2 separate regions of the Homo sapiens genome follow, and region 1 is linked to region 2. Evidence: chromatin loops called from intact Hi-C (ENCODE). Cell type or tissue: mammary epithelial cell. All regions are shown on one strand. Links, peaks and the distances in the headings refer to the core of each region. The heading gives the core; the rest is flanking DNA. Region 1 holds the start of PLPP4 (phospholipid phosphatase 4). Region 2 overlaps PLPP4 (phospholipid phosphatase 4).

The links. Hi-C counts contacts between places; a loop is a spot of excess contacts. Peaks named below come from ENCODE experiments on the same cell type or tissue, not always from the same donor. Only the 100,000 strongest peaks of a DNase experiment are listed, where the experiment ranks them.
Region 1: it touches region 2 in a loop (8-fold over the local background); 2 of 110 quality-filtered maps call a loop at or near these places.

The regions. Positions count from the first base shown.
Region 1 is chr10:120,443,409-120,459,948 of GRCh38, reverse strand. It overlaps PLPP4 (phospholipid phosphatase 4), which reads right to left and starts at 2,722. Exons shown (of 7, transcript NM_001030059.3): 1 at 2,588-2,722. The coding sequence starts at 2,643. In mammary epithelial cell, for the core only: no CTCF peak of the experiment used is centred there; no DNase peak of the experiment used is centred there; H3K4me3 peaks cover 825 bases; H3K27me3 peaks cover 1,610 bases.
Region 2 is chr10:120,504,794-120,512,793 of GRCh38, reverse strand. All of the region lies in intron 2 of PLPP4 (phospholipid phosphatase 4), which reads right to left. Among named protein-coding and RNA genes, the nearest start is that of PLPP4, 52 kb to the right of the region's middle. RefSeq lists an enhancer at 7,787-8,000. In mammary epithelial cell, for the core only: a CTCF peak has its summit at 1,577; DNase peaks (open chromatin) are centred at 1,413, 4,193, 5,893, 6,723 and 1 weaker place; H3K27ac peaks cover 5,791 bases.

The DNA of each region.
Region 1 (16,540 bases), core at 1-8,000, 53 kb after region 2:
TCTTTAAGAGTCAGTAAGGAAAAGCTTGCATCCCTACTACCCGTGGGCCCAAAATGCATTTTCTTAGCTCTCACTTGGAATCTTTGAGGAGCATATGGGCTACGGGTAACAGGATCCCTGCTCTCATGCAGAGCAAATGTAGTCAGAGAACAGGCACATCTACAGGTGATGTTTCTCCGGGGGCATAAGTTTGCAAAGAAGCAAGATACCCCCTCTCCCCGCAGATAATTCTTTCATCCTGAGCAATAGGGTAGAAATACCAAGCAAAACTAGCTGCTGAGCTACACTGGCTGAAGCAGGGAAATCGGATTCAGCCTGCCCAGGGGCACTTTCTAAACCCCTGTGCTGCTAAGACCACCATCTTCGTGAGCAGAGGTAGGTACAACCCAATATTGCCATCATTTCCAGTACTGGCAAAAGGAAGAATTAAACTTCCCCCAAAAGTCAGCCTCTGTCAAGGTGCCAGACGCTTATCTGAGAAAACAAAGGGTCATCTGTTTCTGCATGCTCCCAGCCGTCCTCCCAGAAGTCGGTACATGCCTGATACTAACAGCATCTGAACATCCAAGATCTGCCCCCTAGGGAGGCTCGCATCAATACCAAAGCTGGTTTTTGCAGGTAAAAGAGCCACAAGTTGGACACACTGTTAACAACTTGATAAGAAACCTGGGAGTCATCCAAAAATGCTATCAATGTCCATGTGTGACAACAGATCCCCTATTAAGTAACACAAGAGGGAACTTCAGAGAACAGAACATAAACTGCCTGTCCAGCTTTTACATGACACCCTTAGAAAAAGCAAGACGCGCATAAGCAATAATTACCAAGTTTTCAAATTTACTGCATAGACCATTGTATATCTGTAAACATCTCATAAATATTTGGGGGGGATATTGGAAGGGACACCTGAAAACTATAAATATTTTTACATATTGTTGGACCCTTTTTTATCTGAGCACCCCCAGCAGCAGTCAAACCAGATAGTGAGATAGTGTAAGAGCCTATCTCACTTTATCTCAGCATTCTTCCTACATTCACCCAACAAATGTTAAATTCTACTGTGCACTGAAAACTAGTTTATCATTTCTATCACATAATAATTTAATGAGGTTTTAGCCCATCTGCCAATTAGAAACTGTCCCCATCTGATCACACAGCAATCATTAGTTTTAACGTACATTCCAAAGGTAGAAAATAGAGTAGGAGAAGGGAAGAGTGTTTTGTTTTTCCAAATGCATCAAAATCCAACTGAAGTTCTCGTTCCTTCTTCCCAGTGAATAACACCAGTGTTCGGGCAGAAGGCGGGAGAGGGGGGCTTGCTTGCATCTGGGGGAGCTCATGGCCTTTTCTGATGGTGTGAATAAATACTCTGGATGAATTTAATCCCTGCTAAAGAAAAACATGCAAGAAAGGGCATTTCTTTCCATGTGTATCCCCTGGGCTGCCCAGAACAGAAGTCATCTTTGACACAGCACACCTGCCATGGATGACTCCAGATTGAGGCAGAAATTCAAAGAGGGCCTCCTGTTTGGCTCGGGAGGGCTTTTCCAGAAACGAAAACAAAAACAAACAAATAAATAAATGCATGGCAAATCCAAAAAGTTCATGTAACTTTAATACTTAGAATGTGGCAGAAAACATCCATGGGCAGAGAGGGGGAGAGAATTTGGCTCACTGATGGAGGGACCAGTGCAGGTGTGGGTGCCTAGGTGACAGCAGCTCACGGGAGGCTGCGGGGTGGCTCTGAGCTGGTGTTCTGGGCTCAGGTCTGAAAGAGAGATGTGACAGCTCCCTGCAGCTTGGGCCCTGGAAGTCAATGAGCGGTGGGTCCCTGGGCGCACGGAGGAGGCTCAGGCATCTCTGAAAGAACCTGCGCCACCACCCCTTCTTCTTTTCGGGATCGCTGTTCTCAGTGCCAGCCGCTCAAAGCCACCCTGGGCATTTCACGGCTACCCCTGGAGGGCCTCCGCCCCCAAAGCGGACATCGACCGGGCACAGAGCTCCAGGGTGTGTGTATCCCACCCCGGCCTGCAGCCCCTTGACTTCTCAAGCCTCCACAGCAACAGTTTCTCAGTAGGAGAAGCGCCGCAAACGCCCGCTGGGAAAACGCTCGCCAGGACCGCGGGCGCTAAAGCCAGGGACACGGAAGGAGTCTGGCCCTGGGCACAGCGGGGAGGAATCGGAGACGGGGCCAGGGGTAAAGACTTCCAACGTGGGCCTCAAAGATCACACAGAAGGAGAAACTTCCCGAGGGCACGGGCCAGGGTGCGCGTCCCTGTTTAGAGGTGCAGCCCTGGATCCCCCGGGCAGGTGGTGCGGGGCTGGCGACAGGCGCGGGCCCGGTGAGACCCGGGAGCAGGTCTCAGCCTCGGCGCGCGGTGGTCGCTCCGCGCCTAGGGTCCCAGGAAGGAGAGAGGAAGGGTCTCTCTTGGTCCCGTAGGACACGTTGCGGGCACTTGGCGGGGAAGGGACCTCGAACCCAGGCCCCAGTGGGAAGCGGCTGCGCAAACTAAGTTAGGGCACAGAGAGGCTTGGTCGGTTGTTCCCCCGCGTCAGTGCGCCCTGCCCGCGGTGCGCCACTACTTACACGAAGACTCCGAAGAGCAGGGCTCGCACCCCGATCTCAATGGCCAGCTCCCGCATGGTGCGGCCGGAGCAGCTCCCGCGGCGTCAGCTGGTGCTCTCCGCGGCTCCCGCAGCTCGGCCGGCGCCGGCTCGCCAGACCCTGGGAGGCGAGGGAGGCGCGCTCCAGGCCGCGGGCGGGGGCGGAGGCGGGCGCCGGGCGGGGGCAGGCGCCGGGGAGGGCTCAGCCTAAACCTCGCGCCTCGGGCTCCGGGGCTCCGGGAAGCCGCGCCGGCCGCTGGCGATACTGCGGACCCCGCCTCCTAGTGCGGAGCCGGGGCCGCCTCAGGGACTCCCGGATCCCTCTCCCCAGGAGCCGCCTCCGCCTCCTGGGCCCGCGCCGGGCACCCGCGGACCGGGGAGGGGAAGCCCGGGGAAGCCCCACCGCCGCCGCCGCCTCCCTGCGCGCTCCCCGCCTCCCCCGCCAGTGGGCGGCCCCTGGGCTCCGCGCCAGGGCAGCGCGCTCGCTGGGGCTCTGCCCGCGGCCCCTCTGCAGCTCCTGGTCCTGCCTCCGACTCCCGCTGTCCGGGCTCTCGCTCCCTGGCACACGCACGCACGTGGGCATGTAGTGGACGATCGCTCTGGGGATTCTCCAGGGCTCAGGGCAGCCCTGGCCAACCTTGCTCCCGTGTTCGGCCCTCCCTACACCGTTCGAACCTGAAATTCTTTCTTTTTTCTAGGAAGTTCCCCAGAGATCACTCGCGGGCTTCGCTTTGCTCTCAGGAGATGCCAGCCAGGGTCCAGGGCTCCGGCACAGAGAGAGGGCAAAGGCAAGCCTGGCTCCCCGCCATGCCACCAGCGCCAGGTGGCCCCTGGGGACCGAATCCTCTCTCCCCCACCACCTGTCCTCCGCCCCCAGCAGCTTGGGGCTGCTGAACTGTGGAATATGAAAAAGCTCCTGCCACCGTCCCTGGCCTGGCCGGTGTGTGGGAAGTCAGGGTCGCTCGTCGCTGACACAGCATTCAACCAGCCGTCAGCCAGGCAGCAGGTAGAACCCAGAGCCTCATCCTCAGGTTAAGAGCCAAAAGCCCAACCCTCGCAGCCTAGGGGTCACGACCTCCAGCTGGAGCCCAGCAGGAGCTTGGATTTGCTTTTCCCAAACCGGTCAGAATTTTATTTACTTTTCTTAGAATTTTGACTTCTTGGCTTCACTAATTTAAACCAAGCAGACATTTAAAATGCAAAACACACAGTGATTATAACCATTAGGTTGTTCCTGGGGAGCCCAGGCCTCTCTTGGATTTTAGGAGAGACCCAGCCAAAATTGTGTGAGCAGAGGACACGGATTAGAAGGTGGTTCCTGGGACTAAGGAGCTATGGCTCAGTCCTGGATAAAAGGGGGAGCAGGTAGAAAGAACTTAGGAGGAAGCCCTTGGCATCAGCAAAGGGCAAACAGACCCTACCTCCAAAGGAAACACGTGCAGATCAGAGATACCTGAGCCCAGATATCTCAGGGTCTAGAGAGAGAGAGGCAGAGGGAGTAGGAACAACCCAGGCTCTGTGTGGGAGGGACTCCAGCCCTGAGGCACCACAGGCAGGAGCTGTATCTGCATTCCTCATCACTCTATGCCCAGTGCCCGGCACACTGTGGATACCTGGTTGGTACTTAGTAAATGAATAAATATTTATTCATACATATATATATATATATATGGCTATATATATGATATATTCATTCATATATATTATATATGGCTATATATATGATATATATATACACGTATATATCATCAGGCACATGGGGTGTCAGGTGCAGGTAAGGTAGGAAGGTCTTGGAGGGAGGAGGTATGCTTCTGTCTCCTCTGTATCTTGGGCCCAGCAACTACCTTGGACATAACAACTCCCACGGATTGGCAAAGTGCTGTAGGAGAGCCCATAGGCAGCCTAGTGAACACTGATGATCTCGGTCTGAGATTGTCAGGTGGCCATATTCCAGCAGGGCATTCTGACAATAGCCCCTGACATTGGGGCACCACTTACCTATAAGCATCTGCTGAGTTTGAGTACAGCCTGTGCAAAGTTGTGTGCTGGGTGAGACGATTCATAATCTGTCTCTGCCTTCAAGAAGATGGGGAGCTGATAGACCACAAGGAGACATCAGGGAAGTATGCAAAGCAGTATTAATAAGTCACAAACACATGCTTCAGAAATCTGGATCGCTCAGAGGTCAGAAGTTGGAACCACATCATCAGTCTGAGATAGCCTGAGGACACAGCCTCACGGAAAGGAGCTGGCTTTTGGACCAGGCGCGATGGCTCATGTCTGTAATCCCAGCACTTTGGGAGCCCGAGGCAGGAGGATCATGAGGTCAAGAGATCGACACCATCCTGGCCAACAGGGTGAAACCCCATCTCTACTCAAGATACAAAAATTAGCTGGGCATGGTGGCGCATGCCTGTAGTCCTGGCTACTCAGGAGGATGAGGCAGGAGAATCGCTTGAACCCGGGAGGTGGAGGTTGCAGTGAGCCCGAGATCACGCCACTGCACTCCAGCCTGGGCGACAAAGTGAGACTCCATCTGAAAAAAAAAGAAAAAAAAGAAAAGGAAAAAAAAATGAGCTGGCTTTTGTAAGGCAAAGAAAGAAAAAAATAAGGGGGAGAAATTCTTGGTAGGGGCAAGAAAGTAGGTGCAAGGAGCAGAAGGTGGAAGTGGTTTTGGAGGGCAAAAGGAGTTACCCTGTCTGACAGAGCAGAGAAACCACCCGAGGTTAGGTTGGTGGAGGAGACGTAGTCGTGACAATCCTGCCCACCAGGGTCTGTTACCAGGGTCACAGAGAGAATATTCAGTTTATCACTTCGTATTTGTATAGAGATACCCAGAGAGGGAGTCAGAAGGGGCATGTAACTTCACTTCATGGTCATTAAGAGACTCTGAAACACATAGATCGAAAGAAGTGCCCAATAAAACCCCCCATTTTGCTGGAATTTATTCTCCATTATCTCCCCCAAGTGCTCATCCAGTGCAGGGTGCAAATCCTGCCACTGAAAAGGCATTCACCCTTGAGGGAGCATGTACCCTCTTCAGATGGCTCTTTCAAAAGCATTTCCTTACAGGGAATTGCTACACACCACCTTGCAACTTACATCATTGCATCAGTCCTGTCCCACCAGCTACTCGGAACTATCACAGTCAACGCTTCTATGGTGACAAACAACAGATGGCTCAACCTAAACTTATTTAAGAAAAGACAACTGAAAAGTCCAATGGAAGGTCAGCCTTCACACATGACTGAATTCTGAGTGCAAGCAATGTCATCAGTACCTGGTTCTTTCCAACTCTCTGCTCTGTCTGCACTGCATTGACTTCAGTCTCAGGCTCCTGGTAGTTTCAAGATGGCTGCAGGCATTCCAGCTTTACACCCTCTCAAGTTCAAGTCTGACTAGAAAGACCTCTGCCTAGGTCCCAGCACTCCCAGCAAAAGTGTCGTAGAATGTCATTGTTGCTGCCAACCCTGAACCAATCACTGCAGTCAGGGAACCATGATGAATTGATTGTCTCAAGCCTGGTCACATGCTTCATCCCTACCCAAAGCTTCCGAGACTGGGGAGAGGTGACCCTACATATACAGGGCTGATGCTTTGGAGCAGGGAGAATGTTTGATGGGAAAGTAAACAACCAGGGGCCATCCTGTTCCATGCTGCATGGTGGGGTCATCCCCAACCATTCTTGTCCAACCCCACGATCATTAACCAGTAAAAGGGAGTTATTCTGGGTGCTCCATGATAAGGCTGCCCAATTTCTACAACTGTCAATACAGATTTGCAATTTGTTGTAAGTTTGTGTTCTCTGAAGGTGGCTTTAAACAAAGCTATGATGTCATCCTTGATGCTTGTCTTCAGCTGCCCAGTCTCTTCTTTCTCCAGTCCCTTTGGCAACCCTGTCATCTCCTCTAATGATCCCTTTTTCCATTTACCAAAGCCTGTTGTCAAGGGAAAGCTCTAGCCTTATTCATTATATAAACCTGGATCAGGATGTCTCTGGGGGCTCTCTCACACAGAAGGATCTATAATTTAATCCAGATCCTTCTTGAAGGGCAGATAGGCTCTGATACCTCTGAAAAGTACTGCAGATGGCATCTTCAGTGCCCCAAATCACAAAAAGCAGGAAGCAACACCCACCCCCCTACCCCCCACCACCCGCCACCCCACCCCGCCACCTGCCACCCGCCACATTCCTTCCATGTGTTTGGAGGTAGCTGGCTCTCGCAGCTGTTCAGCTATGAGCATATGCCAAGCAGGTAGAGCCCTCCTGAAATGTCATGTTGCTGCACCAGCAGACAAATGAGCTTACAGGGAGTCAAGAAACAGAGCCAGGTTAGATAACATGATCCAGCCACAGCACCTAGGTGCCAGGCTTGGCAGCCCCTGCTGGGTCTTTTTAAGATCCCCATGGAATGTGATGAGTCCTCTGGTGACGGAACCATGGGTCAGAGCTTCAGCAGCCTCAGAAATGCTTTATCATAAGAAAGAGAATAAACATGGCAATCCCCCTACCAAGACATGATGAACAACATAGCTGTAAAGTGCGAGACTGATCTTTGAAAAATCACTTTGAAAAATCTAGACACTCATTGAGTGTAGCTTTCTCCAATGCTTTTGTGGCTGCACACATTTTCAAAGTGCCACTTTGGGGAAATCTCCCATTTCCCCATATTTCATATTGAGCTTCATATTTCATATTCCCCAATATTTCATATTGAGCTTATGGGCATGCCAAGAAAATAAATTCCATCCCTCTGTAGTTATGCTTATGTTGTTAGAGTTTTTTTTAAACCCCCAAACAGTATTGTCCAGCATGCTGACCCCAAATTGACCAGACTTTTGACTGTTTCCAAAACCCAAAGCCACCTCAGAGAGAACACAAACTTGCAACAATTTCTTATCATCTCATTTCCAGAAGTTATACTCTGTATCTGAGTGCTACCTACCCAGTTGCACTAAGAGCTGTCCTGGTAACAGGCAGCCAGCACAGCGACCCTTATCCACAAAGATGCACATATCCAAACTTTCCTCTGTAGCTGCCTGGCATGAACTTGATGATGTAGCTGCGATCCAAGAGGGATTTTAGAAGGTTACCAACTTCAAACTGGTCCATGAATATCTTCCATAATGGTCTCAATAAATATCTGCTTGACACCTCCAGGGATGTAGAAATCACTCATCACTCATTCCATTTCCAGGGAGAGTAGAAACAGATTTTTGAGTAGAAACAGATGTTTGAGTAGAAGCAGATGTTTGAGTAGAAAGAGATTTGCCTCTAGCCTACATCGATGGGCCCAAATTGTTTTTTGGGGGCCACATAGAATAAATGTAATGTCTATTCTTCTACAATATAGCCCTTTAATTATCCTACAACTACAAAAGAAGATAGGGATAGATATGTAGAGCGAGAGGGAGGAAGACAGAGTCTTCTCTTTACCAATCTAAATATTCCTTCATTTCACCTTCTTTCAAGCAGCAATATTTATAAGACCTCTGAGAATATGGCACTAGACCTGATGCGGAACTGCATTAGGCCAAATTCCACATAATAAAAAGTAATTTTCTGGCCAGGCACGGTGGCTCACACCTTTAATCCCAGCACTTTGGGAGGCTGAGGCAGGCAGATCACTGGAGGTCAGGAGTTCGAGACCAGCCTGGTCAACATGGTGAAACCCTGTCTCTACTAATAACACAAAAATTAGCCAAATGTGGTGGTGGGTGCCTGTAGTCCCAGCTAGTCGGGAGGCTGAGGCAAGAGAATTGTTTGAACCAGAGGAGAAGGTTGCAGTGAGCTGAGATCGTGCCACTGCACTCCAGCCTGGATGACAGACTAAAACTGTGTCTCAAATAATAATAATAACAATAAAATAAAAGGTCATTTTCCTACTTCCAGGGAAGAAGTAAAGCACAGTAAAATAAATTAACCATTTCATATCTTTTGTTTTGTAATAGTTTAAATTTATATTAAAGCATAAAATATTATGTCTCCAAATTCCAGAATTACTCTCTTTAAAGCTCGTTAATAGAAATTATTGGTTGTCCATTCAAATTTAGATATTTGACAGCAAAGGTAAACATTTGCACTTACTTTTTTTGTTGTTAATAATGCCTTTAGCATAGTCAATTTCTTTTTTTATATTTTTTTTATTATACTTTAAGTTCTAAGGTACATATGCCCAACATGCAGGTTTGTTACATATGTATACATGTGCCATGTTGGTGTGCTGCACCCATTAACTTGTCATTTACATTAGGTATATCTCCTAATGCTATCCCTCCCCACTCCCCCCATCCCACAATGGGCCCTGGTGTGTGATGTTCCCATTACTGTGTCCAAGTGTTCTCATTGTTCAATTCCCACTTATGAGTGAGAACATGTGGTGTTTGGTTTTTTGTCCTTTTGATAGTTTGCTGAGAATGATGGTTTCCAGCTTCATCCATGTCCCTACAAAGGACATGAACTCATCATTTTTTATGGCTGCATAGTATTCCATGGTGTATATGTGCCACATTTTCTTAATCCAGTCTATCATTGATGGACATTTGGGTTGGTTCCAAGTCTTTGCTATTGTGAGTAGTGCCACAATAAACACGTATGCATGTGTCTTTATTGCAGCATGATTTATATTCCTTTGGGTATATACCCAGTAATAGGATGGCTGGGTCAAATGGTATTTCTAGTTCTAGATCCCTGAGGAATCGCCACACTGTCTTCCACAATGGTTGAACTAGTTTACAGTCCCATCAACAGCGTAAAATTGTTCCTATTTCTCCACATCCTCTCCAGCACCTGTTGATTCCTGACTTTTTAATGATCGCCATTCTAACTGGTGTGAGATGATATCTCATTGTGGTTTTGATTTGCATTTCTCTGATGGACAGTGATGATGAGCATTTTTTCATGTTTTTTGGCTGCATAAATGTCTTCTTTTGAGAAGTGTCTGTTCATATCCTTTGCCCAATTTTTGATGGGGTTGTTTTTTTTTTTCTTGTAAATTTGTTTGAGTTCTTTGTAGATTCTGGATATTAGCCCTTTGTCAGATGAGTAGATTGCAAAAATTTTCTCCCATTCTGTAGGTTGCCTGTTCACTCTGGTGGTAGTTTCTTTTGCTGTGCAGAAGCTCTTTAGTTTAATTAGATCCTATTTATCAATTTTGGCTTTTGTTGCCATTGCTTTTGGTGTTTTAGACATGAAGTCCTTGCCCATGCCTATGTCCTGAATGGTATTGCCTAGGTTTTCTTCTAGGGTTTTTATGGTTTTCTTCTAGGGTTTTTATGGTTTTAGGTCTAACATATAAGTCTTTAATCCATCTTGAATGAATTTTTGTATAAGGTGTAAGGAAGGGATCCAGTTTCAGCTTTCTACATATGGCTAGCCAGGTTTCACAGCACCATTTGTTAAATAGGGAATCCTTTCCCCATTTCTTGTTTTTGCCAGGTTTGTCAAAGATCAGATAGTTGTAGATGTGTGGTATTATTTCTGAGGGCTCTGTTCTGTTCCATTGGTCTATATGTCTGTTTTGGTACCAGTACCATGCTGTTTTGGTTACTGTAGCCTTGTAGTATAGTTTGAAGTCAGGTAGCATGATGCCTCCAGCTTTGTTCTTTTGGCTTAGGATTGACTTGGCAATGTGGGCTCTTTTTTGGTTCCATATGAACTTTAAAGTAGTTTTTTCCAATTCTGTGAAGAAAGTCATTGGTAGCTTGATGGGGATGGCATTGAGTCTGTAAATTACCTTGGGCAGTATGGCCATTTTCACGATATTGATTCTTCTTCTCCATGAGCATGGAATGTTCTTCCATTTGTTTGTGTCCTCTTTTATTTCATTGAGCAGTGGTTTGTAGTTCTCCTTGAAGAGGTCCTTCACATCCCTTGTAAGTTGGATTCCTAGGTATTTTATTCCCTTTGAGGCAATTGTGAATGGGAGTTCACTCATGATTTGGCTCTCTGTTTGTCTGTTATTGGTGTATAAGAATGCTTGTGATTTTTGCACATTGATTTTGTATCCTGAGACTTTGCTGAAGTTGCTTATCAGCTTAAGGAGATTAAGGGCTGAGACGATGGGATTTTCTAGATATACAATCATGTCATCTGCAAACAGGGACAATTTGACTTCCTCTTTTCCTAATTGAATACCCTTTATTTCTTTCTCCTGCCTGATTGCCCTGGCCAGAACTTCCATTACTATGTTGAATAGGAGTGGTGAGAGAGGGCATCCCTGTCTTGTGCCAGTTTTCAAAGGGAATGCTTCCAGTTTTTGCCCATTCAGTATGATATTGACTGTGTGTTTGTCATAAATAGCTCTTATTATTTTGAGATATGTCCCATCAATACCTAATTTATTGAGAGTTTTTAGCATGAGGGGCTGTTGAATTTTGTCAAAGGCCTTTTGTGCATCTATCGAGATAATCATGTGGTTTTTGTCTTTGGTTCTGTTTATATGCTGGATTACATTTATTGATTTGTGTATGTTGAACCCAGGGATGAAGCCCACTTGATCATGGTGGATAAGCTTTTTGATGTGCTGCTGGATTCAATTTGCCAGTATTTTATTGAGGATTTTTGCATCAATGTTCATCAGGGATATTGGTCTAAAATTCTCTTTTTTTGTTGTGTCTCTGCCAGGCTTTGGTATCAGGATGATGGTGGCCTCATAACATGAGTTAGGGAGGATTCCCTCTTTTTCTGTTGATTGGAATAGTTTCAGAAGGAATGGTACCAGCTCCTCCTGTACCTCTGGTAGAATTCGGTTGTGAATCCATCTGGTCCTGGACTTTTTTTGGTTGGTAAGCTATTAATTATTGCCTCAATTTCAGAGCCTGTTATTGGTCTATTCAGAGACTCAACTGCTTCCTGGTTTAGTCTTGGGAGGGTGTATGTGTCGAGGAATTTATTCATTTCTTCTAGATTTTCTGTAGAGGTGTTTACAGTATTCTCTGATGGTAGTTTGTATTTCTGTGGGATCAGTGGTGATATCCCCTTTATCACTTTTATTTTGTCTATTTAATTCTTCTCTCTTTTCTTCTTTATTAGTCTTGCTAGTGGTCTATCAATTTTGTTGATCTTTTCAAAAAACCAGATCCTGGATTCATTGATTTTTTTGAAGAGTTTTTTGTGTCTGTATCTCCTTCAGTTCTGCTCTGATCTTAGTTATTTCTTGCCTTCTGCTAGCTTTTGAATGTGTTTGCTCTTGCTTCTCTAGCTCTTTTAATTATGATGTTAGGGTGTCAATTTTAGATCTTTCCTGCTTTATCTTGTGGGCATTTAGTGCTATAAATTTCCCTCTACACACTGCTTTAAATGTGTCCCAGAGATTCTGGTATGTTGTGTCTTTGTTCTCATTGGTTTCAAAGAACATCTTTATTTCTGCCTTCATTTTGTTATGTACCCAGTAGTCATTCAGGAGCAGGTTGTTCAGTTTCCATGTAGTTGAGTGGTTTTGAGTGTGTTTCTTAATCCTGAGTTCTAGTTTGATTGCACTGTGGTCTGAGAGACAGTTTGTTATAATTTCTGTTCTTTTACATTTGCTGAGAAGTGCTTTTCTTCCAACTATGTGGTCAATTTTGGAATAGGTGTGGTGTGGTGCTGAGAAGAATGTATATTCTGTTGATTTGGGGTGGAGAGTTCTGTATATGTCTGTTAGATCCGCTTGGTGCAGAGCTGAATTCAATTCCTGGATATCCTTGTTAACTTTCTGTCTCATTGATCTGTCTAATGTCGACAGTGGGGTGTTAAAGTCTCCCATTATTATTGTGTAGGAGTCTAAGTCTCTTTGTAGGTCTCTAAGGACTTGCTTTATGAATCTGGATACTCCTGTATTGGGTGCATATATATTTAGGATAGTTAGCTCTTCTTGTTGAATTGATCCCTTTACCATTACGTAATGGCTTTCTTTGTCTCTTTTGATCTTTGTTGGTTTAAAATCTGTTTTATCAGAGACTAGGATTGCAACCCCTGCCTTTTTTTGTTTTCCATTTGCTTGGTAGATCTTCCTCCATCCCTTTATTTTGAGCCTATGTGTGTCTCTGCACATGAGATGGGTTTCCTGAATACAGCACACTGATGGGTCTTGACTCTTTATCCAATTTGCCAGTCTGTGTCTTTTAATTGGAGCATTTAGTCCATTTACAATTTAAAGTTAATATTGTTATGTGTGAAATTGATCCTGTCATTATGATGTTAGCTGGTTATTTTGCTTGTTAGTTGATGCAGTTTCTTCCTAGTCTCGATGGTCTTTACATTTTGGCATGATTTTGCAGCGGCTGGTACCAGCTGTTCCTTTCCATGTTTAGCGCTTCCTTCAGGAGCTCTTTTAGGGCGGGCCTGGTGGTGACAAAATCTCTCAGCATTTGCTTGTCTGAAAAGTATTTTATTTCTCCTTCACTTATGAAGCTTAGTTTGGCTGGATATGAAATTCTGGGTTGAAAATTCTTTTCTTTAAGAATGTTGCATATTGGCCCCCACTCTCTTCTGGCTTGCAGAGTTTCTGCTGAGAGATCAGCTATTAGTCTGATGGGCTTCCCTTTGTGGGTAACCCGACCTTTCTCTCTGGCTGCCCTTAACATTTTTTCCTTCATTTCAACTTTGGTGAATCTGACAACTACGTGTCTTGGAGTTGCTCTTCTTGAGGAGTATCTTTGTGGCATTCTCTGTATTTCCTGAATTTGAATGTTGGCCTGCCTTGCTAGATTGGGGAAGTTCTCCTGGATAATATCCTGGAGCGTGTTTTCCAACTTGCTTCCATTCTCCCCGCCACTTTCAGGTACACCAATCAGATGTAGATTTGGTCTTTTCACATAGTCCCATATTTCTTGGAGGGTTTGTTCATTTCTTTTTATTCTTTTTTCTCTAAACTTCTCGCTTCATTTCATTCATTTGATCTTCAATCACTGATACCCTTTCTTCCAGTTGATCAAATTGGCTACTGAAGCTTGTGCATTCATCACGTAGTTCTCGTGCCATGGTTTTCAGCTCCATCAGGTCCTTTAAGGACTTCTCTGCATTGGTTATTCTAGTTAGCCATACATCTAATCTTTTTTCAACGTTTTTAACTTATTTGTGATGGGTTTGAACTTCCTCCTTTACCTCAGAGAAGTTTGATCATCTGAAGCCTTCTTCTCTCAACTCGTCAAAGTCATTCTCCGTCCAGCTTTGTTCCATTGCTGGTGAGGAGCTGCGTTCCTTTGGAGGAGGACAGGCACTCTGATTTTTAGAATTTTCAGTTTTTCTGTTCTGTTTTTTCCCCATCTTTGTGGTTTTATCTACCTTTGGTCTTTGATGATGGTGATGTACAGATGGGGTTTTGGTGTGGATGTCCTTTCTGTTTGTTAGTTTTCCTTCTAACAGTCAGGACCCTCAGCTGCAGGTCTGTTGGAGTTTGCTGGAGGTCCACTCCAGATCCTGCTTGCCTGTGTATCAGCAGTAGAGGCTGCAGAACAGCGAATATTGGTGAACAGCAAATGTTGCTGTCTGATCTTTCCACTGGAGGTTTCATCTCAGAGGAGTACCTGGCCGTGTGAGGTGTCAGTCTGCCCCTACTGAGGTGTGCCTCCCAGATAGGCTACTCAGGGGTCAGGAACCCACTTGAGGAGGCAGTCTGTCCGTTCTCAGATCTCAAACTCCATGCTGGGAGAACCACTACTCTCTTCAAAGCTGTCAGACAGGGACATTTAAGTCTGCAGAGGTTTCTGCTGCCTTTTGTTCGGCTATGCCCTGCCCCCAGAGGTGGAGTCTGCAGAGGCAAGCAGGCCTCCTTGAGCTGCTGTGGGCTCCACCCAGTTCGAGCTTTCCGGCTGCTTTGTTTACCTACTCAAGCCTCAGCAATGGCGGGCGCCCCTCCCCCAGCCTTGCTGCCACCTTGCAGTTTGATCTCAGACTGCTGTGCTAGCAATGAGCGAGGCTCCGTGTGCGTGGGACCCTCTAAGCCAGGCGCGGGATATAATCTCCTGGTATGCAATTTGCTAAGACCATTGAAAAAGCGCAGTATTAGGGTGGGAGTGACCCGATTTGACAGGTGCCGTCTGTCACAGCTTTGCTTGGCTATGAAAGGGAATTCCCTGACCCCTTGTGCTTCCCAGGTGGGGCGATGCCTTGCTTTCCTTTGGCTCACGCTCAGTGCGCTGCACCCACTGTCCTGCACCAACTGTCCAACAAGCCCCAGTGAGATGAACCTGGTACCTCAGTTGGAAATGCAGAAATCACCCGTCTTCTGCGTTGCTTATGCTGGGAGCTGTAGACTGGAGCTGTTCCTATTTGGCCATCTTGGAACCACCCCCATTTCATTTCTTTAGAGTAGATGCCGTTCTATCAAAGGAGAACATATATGAATTAATAACATCTTCAGAAAAAACATGGTACTTTATTTCTTTTTTCTTTTCTTTTTCTTTTTTTTTTTTTTTTTTTTGAGATGGAGTCTCGCTGTCACCCAGGCTAGAGTGCAGTGGCGTGATCTTGGCTCACTGCAAGGTCCGCCTCCCAGGTTCACGCCTTTCTCCTGCCTCAGCTCCCTGAGTAGCTGGAACTACAGGCACCTGCCACCACACCAGCTAATTTTTTGTATTTTTAGTAGAGATGGGGTTTCACCATGTTAGCCAGGATGATCTCGATCTCCTAATCTCATGATCCGCCTGCCTTGGCCTCCCAAAGTGCTGGGATTACAGGCATGAGCCACCGCTCCTGGCTGGTACTTCATTTCTTAGAAAAGTTTAAGTGAGGAACTATGTGTATTATTTTCAAATTCATCATGTGAAAAGTCAGAGTATCATTTCCCTTACTTCATCCAGAAAGAATCGTGTGGGAGCCTCCAATAGGATTCTCATTGCCATAGATCAGCAGTCCCTAACCTTTTTGGCACCAGGGACCGGTTTCATCAAAGACAATTTTTCCATGGACTGGAGTGGTGGGGATGGTTTCAGGGTGATTCAGGTGTATTACATTTATTGTCCACTTTGTTTCTGTTATTATTATATTGCAATATATAATGACATAATTATACAACTCACCATAATGTAGAATCAGTGGGATCCCTGAGCCTGTTTTCCAGCAACTAGACAGTCTCATCTGGGGGTGGTGGGAGACAGTGACAGATCACCAGGCAGTAGATTCTCATAAGGAGCATGCAACCTAGATTCCTCACATGTGCAGTTCACAATGGAGTTTGTGCTCCTGTGAGAATCTAATGTCACCACTGATCTGATAGGAGGTGGAGCTCAGGCAGTAATGCCAGCGATGGGGAGTGGCTGTAAATACAGATAAAGCTTCACTCTCTGGCTCACTCCCCACACACCACTCATCACTCACCTCCTGCTGTACAGCCCAGTTTCTAAGGGGTTGTGGCCCGGGGGTTGAGGACCCCTCCCATAGATGCTGTGGCAGTAACTAGAATCCAGCAATATTAGGGCAAGAACAACATAAAAAATAAAGACATCTTTGTACTTCATGTACAGCTAGTTCTGTTCCTTCATTTGTTGGAAGTCCAGAGCCTTGCCAAGATGCCCGATGGAGGGAGGGACAGGATCTGGGGCAGAACCGGAACCCAGATTCCCTCTCTTGCACTCCTGTGCTCTTTTATGGCACCAGCTGCATCTTGGGTGACATCTGGTTTTGACTTTTGACATTGTAGTTTTGATTTACATTTCCTTCATGGATGATGAGGTTGAGCATATTTTCTTTTTATTTTTTTATTTTTATTTTACTTTAAGTTCCAGGATACATGTGCAGAACATGCAGGTTTGTTACATAGGTATACATGTGTCATGGTGGTTTGCTGCACTTATCAACCTATCACCTAGGTTTTAAGCCCCACATGCATTAGCTATTTGTCCTGATGCTCTCCCTCCCCTTGCTCCCCAACCCCCACAGACCCCCATGTGTGTTTCCCCTCCCTGTGTCCATGTGCCCTGTTGAGCATCTTTTCTTGTGTGTTTTGGCCGTTCT
Region 2 (8,000 bases), core at 1-8,000:
GTCACCAGGCTGGAGTGCAGTGGAGTGATCTCCGCTCACTGCAACCTCCACCTCCCGGGTTCAAGCAATTCTCCTGCCTCAGCCTCCTGAGTAGCTGGGACTACAGGTGCACACCACCACGCCCAGCTAATTTTTGTATTTTTAGCAGAGATGGGGTCTCACCATGTTGGCCAAGAGCTCTTCTTTTATAAAAACAGAATTCAACCAAATGAATGCAGGCTTAGATGCTCCACACCCTTACTACAACCAGACTGCTAGAGCTCAAATTATCTCGGGGACTCCTCTTTGGGAACTGTCTTCAGAGGCCATTTGTATGAGACATGAAAAAAGCCCTCTCCTTACCTGCTACCATTTATTTCTGACCAGAAGTGGTAGTAACCAGTTTGATGATTCAGCTGTGGCCCTGAATGACTTGGATTGTTTAAAAGTCAAATAAGCAAGTCTTGCCACCATGGAGGGTATTCAGGTGCTAAAGGGCTGATGCACTAGAGGAGATTCAGAACTGCTACAGAGAAAACAGAGGATTCCCCTGGGGGCTATTCAGAAGGGCAACACTCCTGAGTTAAGAGGTCCAGTAAGTCTGTGCCATAAATTATTGGGCAGCTCTCACACCTAAATAACTACACGGCTTGTTGAAGTACTGATTTCCTCAAACATGCTTATACAGCTGGTCTGGAAATGTACATTTTGTTTTTTTTTTGAGACGGAGTCTCACTCTGTCACCCAGGCTGGAGTGCAGTGGTGCGATCTCGGCTCACTGCAAGCTCTGCCTCCTGGGTTCACGCCATTCTCCTGCCTCAGCCTCCCAAATAGCTGGGACTACAGGCGCCCGCCACCACGCCCGGCTAAGTTTTTGTACTTTTTTAGTAGAGATGGGGTTTCACCGTGTTAGCCAGGATGGTCTCTATCTCCTGACCTCATGATCCGCCACCTCGGCCTCCCAAAGTGCTGGGATTACAGGTGTGAGCCACCGCACCTGGCCCGGAAATGTACATTTTTAACAATATCTCAAATGGTACTGATGCTGATGATTGAGAATTATGCCTTAGACTTTTGTCTCATGCATTTAGTGCTTAAAGAACAAGAATTGAAGCACCACTTACTAAAGTCCAATGTTATGGTCAAGGTCAAAGAAGTCCTTGTTTCTCCAAATCCAAACATGAAGGCTACCAGCTTACCTTCCTGTTTTCTGTCCCTTTAAGCACTGCATACAGACCAGGCAATGTGCTCCCAAATAGGAGAAAGCAACTCACTAAATAGTGGACGACCCAGTAATGATACTACCAAGTCAGTGTTTATATAGGAGAACAACATGGTTTTGAAGGAAACATTTCAAGGCAATCCCAGCTGGTATAATCTAAGGTTAGGCAACAATGAAACCCCAGAAAAAAGTATGAGTTGGGATGACTTTCCCAATGAGGCTTCCAAAGGAAATTCCAGAGCAGAAAGTCACTGCCCACATAGGAGATGTGGGTGCCAGGTGGGAGGCGCTCAGGATCAAGGCCAGGTGTGCAGGCTGAAGAATTCATTAGAGCTGCCCAATGACTCCAAGCTCATGGCCTGATGGCCCAGTGGTCTCCTTTAGAACTGCGCCCTGCCTCAACTTGCCTCTTCCTAATTGGACCCTCACCCCCACTTCCCCAACAAGGCTGGACTTAATTTAACTCATGCTGCAAATTTCCTAGGTAGATGCATATTGGTATCTTTTCTAGGACCACTATCAACTGCTCTTGAGCCAATGCTAAGCACCTAGGAGGGCCCAAGGCTCCCCATATCAAGGGCTTCCCAGGCAAGGGAATGCAGCCTTCAAAATGCCATGGTTCCCACCCCAGAGTTGCTGCAGCAGAGGTGTCTGTGTGATTGCAAGATGTGGCTTGTTTCCTCCTCTCATCCTAAAAGCAATGGGCCCTAGTGTCTCATTCTTCTCCTGGAAATGTATCTGCCATATCCTTGGGCAGCACAGTCCGTGAATCAGGATGGATAGAGACATAGTTACATGTATCATTCACCCCCTTGTACACAAACATTTTTAAATGAAAGTTGGAATTAAGAGGTGAACTTCAGAAGCCAACACATTAGGAAAACGACTTCCTCCTAGGGCAAAACACCTCTGAACTGGGTAAAGGAGGAATGAGGCGAGTAAGCACCCCACCACCTCACTTTCACTCAGCAAAGCAGACTGAATTGAAACCAGTGCATAAGCATTCCACTCTTTCGACAAAGGCCATTGGTAGCTGCAGTTCTGCTGCCCGAGCCAGGGGAGCAGATGAAGATGTACAGAGGGACGTAAGGTGGGGATGCTCCCTTGTACCTCCACACATGGGCAGAGGTGGAGGAAAAACATGAGCAAGCAAAGTCTCCCTTGGTATTGTTTTCTCTTCTGTTAATGTTTCCATGGCTAATTTTAAAAGAATCAAATCCTAGGAAATCCTAGGATGAGCCCAGGGTAGGAAGATGGGGAGTGGTCAGAGCTTATTAACTGAGACCTGAGAGAAAACAAAGAATTCCAGCCGAACACTGCTGCAGGATTCAGAGAACATATTGAACCCTTCTTGGACTTGAGTTCTGCTCACTTGTTATGAGTATGGGGCTGCTGAATGTACATACCTAGGTTACAATAACAAAGGCTAACGTGTACTGAGAACTTACTAAGGACTATAGTCTATTCTAGGCACCCCATGCAAATTAACTCATTCACTTCTCACAGCAATCCTACATGGAAAAGGCTTCTTACTTAATGCATAGGAAAATAAAGCACAGAGAGGTTCAGCAACCTGCTGGAAGTCACACAACTAATCAAGTGGTAAAATGAGGAGTTGCACCCAGACCATCTAAATTAGGCTCTGCACTTTTGACCACAATGTTAGAGCAGTTCCTACCCTAGAAAGTAAACATTAAATAAAACATAGTGCATGCTTTTTTTCCAAGTTAAAAAAGAAAGGTAAGGAGGCTTGTTTCCAGGTCATAGATAAGTCATAGAAATTTCAGTGACAGCTGTCATATCTTAAGCACCTACTACGTGTTATGGACTTTCCTCACACTTTCCAATCTTCTAACTATTCTGCTATGGAAAATATTATTCCCATTGTACAAATAACCAAACTAAAACTCAGAGAGATGAGTGAACACACAAATGCACACAGCTAGTAGGACCAAGACTCCCAGACTGGGTTGCCATGCTCCTGGGTTGGAGTCCTGAATCTCGGTGATTCCCTTAGCCCAAAAGCTTTAGTTTACAGATGGGGAAACTGAGGCTGGCAGAGATTATATATTGAACACCATCTTTAAAGTTACTAATTGTACTGCACAGTGCCCACATAAAGAGATAGTGTATGTATCATTAAGCAGGATCTGGAATGTGGCTAGTTTTGTATGTATTCCACAGGCTGGGAAGCCAGAGCTCTGTACAAAAAAAAATGTGCGGAATGGACTCAGATTGAGGAGAGGTGAGTTCAGCCCTAGCTCCTGACACTTATCCATTCTTTGTCCTTGAGCAAATCATGTAACCTCTTTGATTCTCAGTTTCCTTATCTATAAATGGGTATGACGATAATAATATCCATGGCAAGTATTATTGGCAGGATTTCAATTCACTAATAGTTATGGAATGCTGATTAGGTGCCACACACTAAGTGAAGTGCCAAAGGTCTGTCACCCCCATCTGATGCTCTCTAGAGCTTGATGGGACATGTTCTTAAAGACACCTTTCACAGATAAAGAAAGTAAGGTGCTAAGAGGGGAGGTGATCTTCCAAATTTGCATAGCTAGTGAATGGCAAAGCTGGGAGTTGACCCCTTGTAGGCCACTGTGGAGCCCAAACCAACTGCCCACCAACAGGATCCAACAGAGAGCTAGCATCCGGCAAATGCTGGTTGTTGACTAGTATTTCATTATTTTCTAGAAAAGACTGTTAAAAGGGTATCAAGATCTTGTCACCAGACACATAGGATTGATGCATTTTCAATTCAAGCCCACCTGCACCCTTAGATCTAAGTAGTGTGCACCTTTGAGTAGCAGGAGGAGGTTGGGGAGAGAAGAGGGAGCCTAACTCTCCCAGGCACCCTGACCATACCCTAAACGACAAACTAAGTTATGGAGCATCCACCCATGAATCAACACAGGAAGGGGCGTCAATCCCTGGCCAGTGCTGCACCCAGAAAGTGAGTCATCCCCACCTGCTGATGTAAGGCACCATGCACCACACTGCCGGGGCGCTTCTGGGAAACCACAAAATGTGAAGCAGTGTGTTTGATGGGGGAGGGCATGAGGATGCCAAGGACTTCTAACAACCAGAAGGGATCGAAGCCAGAGCAGCCTCGATGCGAGGGTGTTAGCCAGAGAGGAGCTTGTCACTGGGGTTTATTCACAACAGACAAAACAAAACAATGGGCCCAAAGTGCCTTCATTTCTGGCTTTTGACAGAAAGGTGTGCTGCAGGGTGATTATAAAGACAACTTTAAGACACTCAGACACTTGGAAAAGGCCCTGCTCTGGGTAAACAATTACATCCCATCACAGATAAAAGAGCTGTCTAAGACTCTTAAAAAGAGCCTAAAAATTAAATTGTCTATCATGATCCAGCCTTGTCTCTTTTTCTTCCTTCTTCCTCCCCAAAATGACTTTATTTCTGCCTTCCTTAGAAGCATCCTATCCCAGAATAGAAAACCCTGGTATCAAATCAACACAGTATCTATCAGTAATAGTCTATGAGAATGTATCTTCTGGACATATCACGGTCGAAGCAAAAAGAGAAGAGGGCAAAGAATAGGCCTTGGGTGGATTTCTTTTGGAAGCCAAGGAAAAAATTTGCAAAACCTATCATTCCTTAAACTTCTTACTGAGTCTTACCTATTCCTCAAGGCTTTTTAGTGATGCTGAACTGTTCACCTTGTGTTCATGTCTGTGCCCCTCCCTAGACTAGAAACCATATCTTATTCATCTTTCCTCATGGCAAGTGTTTCATAACCATCCACTGAATTAGCTTGTAATTAACCAATCTAAAGCTACCCCCAGTCTAGCTCTATCCCTGCCCCCTTTCTTAGCCCTTACGCATAGATACTCCAAACAAACTCCTATTGACAGGACCCACACAGGCTCACTCTCCATTTCTCTGCCTTTACACGCCTCTCCACCTAACCAATCACCAAGGAAGCATCACAGCGGAGTGCCTCCAAGTGAGAGTTTGCACTCACAGCCAGTGCTCAGATCCTGGTTCAGCCACTGACAGTTGTATAATCTCGGACAAGCTGTATAATTTCCTCAGTTTTGTTTTCTCCACTGACATGAGATTAACAAAAGTGCTGACCTCAAAGGATTCTGAAGATTAACTGAGATGTTCTTTATAAAGTGATAAGCACAGCCCCTGAATTCAAGAAATGTTTACTGTTGTTGATGATGATGATGATAATGATGATGATGATGATGATGATGATAATGATGATGATGATGAAGAACTTCCCTAGAAGTTTACCTGAGCCTCTCCTCTGGCCCTTTTCAGATTCCATTTTGTATTAGAGTACCATCCTAATGTACCAGGGATCCTGGAAGGTCCCTGAGGGTACCTCCCAAGTCTCATTGGACTTCTCATCCCCTATAGCCCCTATGGTTTTCTTTACCCACAGCAGGCTCCCTGAAAATGTCCCCTGAATGTACAAAGACACAACTACTATAGACAACAAAAAGTATACCAAAGAGCAACAACTAATACCGATTAAGTTGTCCTACACAAAAAGTAGGTTTTAAAAAATATTCTGATAAACCTCTCACACTCAGCAGGAAACCGGTACCTCTTTTGAATGAGGAAACAGCCTTCCATAAAGGCCTTGGGCATATCCCAGAAATGTTAAGCAAGACTTTTGAGTGCATCTGAAAAGAATTCTCAGCCAGTCTCTCTGGTCAACAGGAACACTGGGTTGTCAAGGGAAACAAGCTCTTGGAATCAAACAGTTCCAACTACACCCAACTTTCAGAGTGACAGACATCACCTGAGCTAATGGTGCCACAGACAGCGAAAGTGCAAGTTAGGAGGCTTCCAGTGACATTATTACCATTTACTCTGCACTTAATCCCCTAGCCATCATTCTGTTAATTTTCTTGTTACATTTGCCGAATTGGCTCCTCTAAATTGCACACAGATGACTCTAGAAGCATTCATTATCCAATAAAAGAAAATCCAAGTCAATGCCAGCTACCTTTAAAAAACACCTTGGTAAGAAAGAAAGTTCATCTTTAGATTAAAACATTCCAACCAAAATTAAAGGAGACCCCAAGAATTTTTTTATGTAGTAAATGAAAAAATGTGAGCTTTCAAAGAAAATCAAGCCATTTTATACATCAGTGAAAATGGATGTTCTATTACCAATTCTTCTACTAACATCTGAAGGTTTTAAAAGACCAAAATAATATAATGCCTTATATTAAATTCTTAAAACCCAGGAGAACAAATCTTTTTTATGGGGTGACAAAATATTTTTCATCTTTGTGTTATAGGTATTATAAATGTATCTACTGCTTTCCTTATGTTATTATGGAATTGTACTAAATCGTGTGACCAAATGAATGAAATTTATCAACTGCTATTAATGAAATAAAAGGTTGAACTTATTTCATTAGAATAGAGGGTATGAATCAGTATGTGTAGCTGAATATCCTTCTGTTCTCTGAGAACCCCAGCACTGAATAAGCCCTCTACTGACTAATTTCTACCACCGCCAGCATGCAAATTGCTCCATCGTATTTACGTCTGTAGCCAGAATATTTGTGGCATTTGTATCTAGACTTCAAAACAATCCATTGTTCATAAATCTAGGACACAGCCACAGATTTCTCACAACATCCCATATGAACATTCATCTCCAAATTGTGTTTTTACAACACATGAAATGTAAAATGTTATGAAAAATAGGAGTAACTGATAAATAGAAGCTTCTCCCTATTAAAGCCATTGAGTAAACTCATTACACACACACTGCTTCCTTTATATCTAGGATTTATAGAATATTTGAGTTACAGCAGAAATGAAAAAAGGCTGATTTTAGTAGTCATGTGTTAGTAATTCCCTACTCACAACCACCCTAATTTGTCAATTTCCCTAAGATTTATAAAAATCCAGTTTACTTTCCAGTAGAAAAGTAATTATTAAGAAGCAATTAAAATAATACTTTAATGCTCGCTGGCATTATGGGCATTTCCAAGAGTTTGCAAAAACACAGATCTTTCCAATCATCACTAATTAACAAAATTTCCTCTGTAAAATCAGAGGGATTTCTTTCAAAATACAAAAATGTTCCCGGTGTGTCTATGAAGTTTCTGGAGCAGTTCCCAGAGAGGCACAAGACACCATGGCAGGTCAACAGGAATAACCTTCAAACTGCTGGGAGGCTGCCCATCCAAAAGTGACATTATCGTTCCATAACAAAGAGGAGCTTAAATATTTCCTCTGTTCTAGAAAGGTTTGATGGTAATCCTCCAATTCTCCAGGGCTTCATTAGCATCAGCAAGGAGTCCCAGACACTCTGCCCCCAACCCTCAGGGCAGCCTCTTGGCTGAGAGCTGAGCTCCAAGAGCTGGCCGCTAGAACCTGGTGCTGTGCTCACTAGCTGTGTGACCTTGGGCAAGTTCCCTCATCTCTCTTGGAATGCAGTTTTGCATCTGTGAAATGTGGACAATAATGACATCTTCCTCACTGGGATGCTGGGTGGAATTAAATTAGACCACCATTTCTTAAGCTCTCCGCAAAAAGCCTGGCATATAGGCAGTGAAATGTAAAAGGTTACAACTGCCATGTGGCAATTGCCATGTGGCATTGAGGGTGGGAGAGGTAAAATTTATCTCAATATATTCACCAGCTCTATGGGTGCTTGCCCATTTATTCTAGAAGGAGAGAGACACAAGACACTCTCAAGAGGTTGAAGCACAGGGTAGTCTTATTAGTGGCCAAAAACTGACCAGCTAAAACCAGAACAGAGGTTTAAACAGAGCTATCTGGGTACCTTCATTTG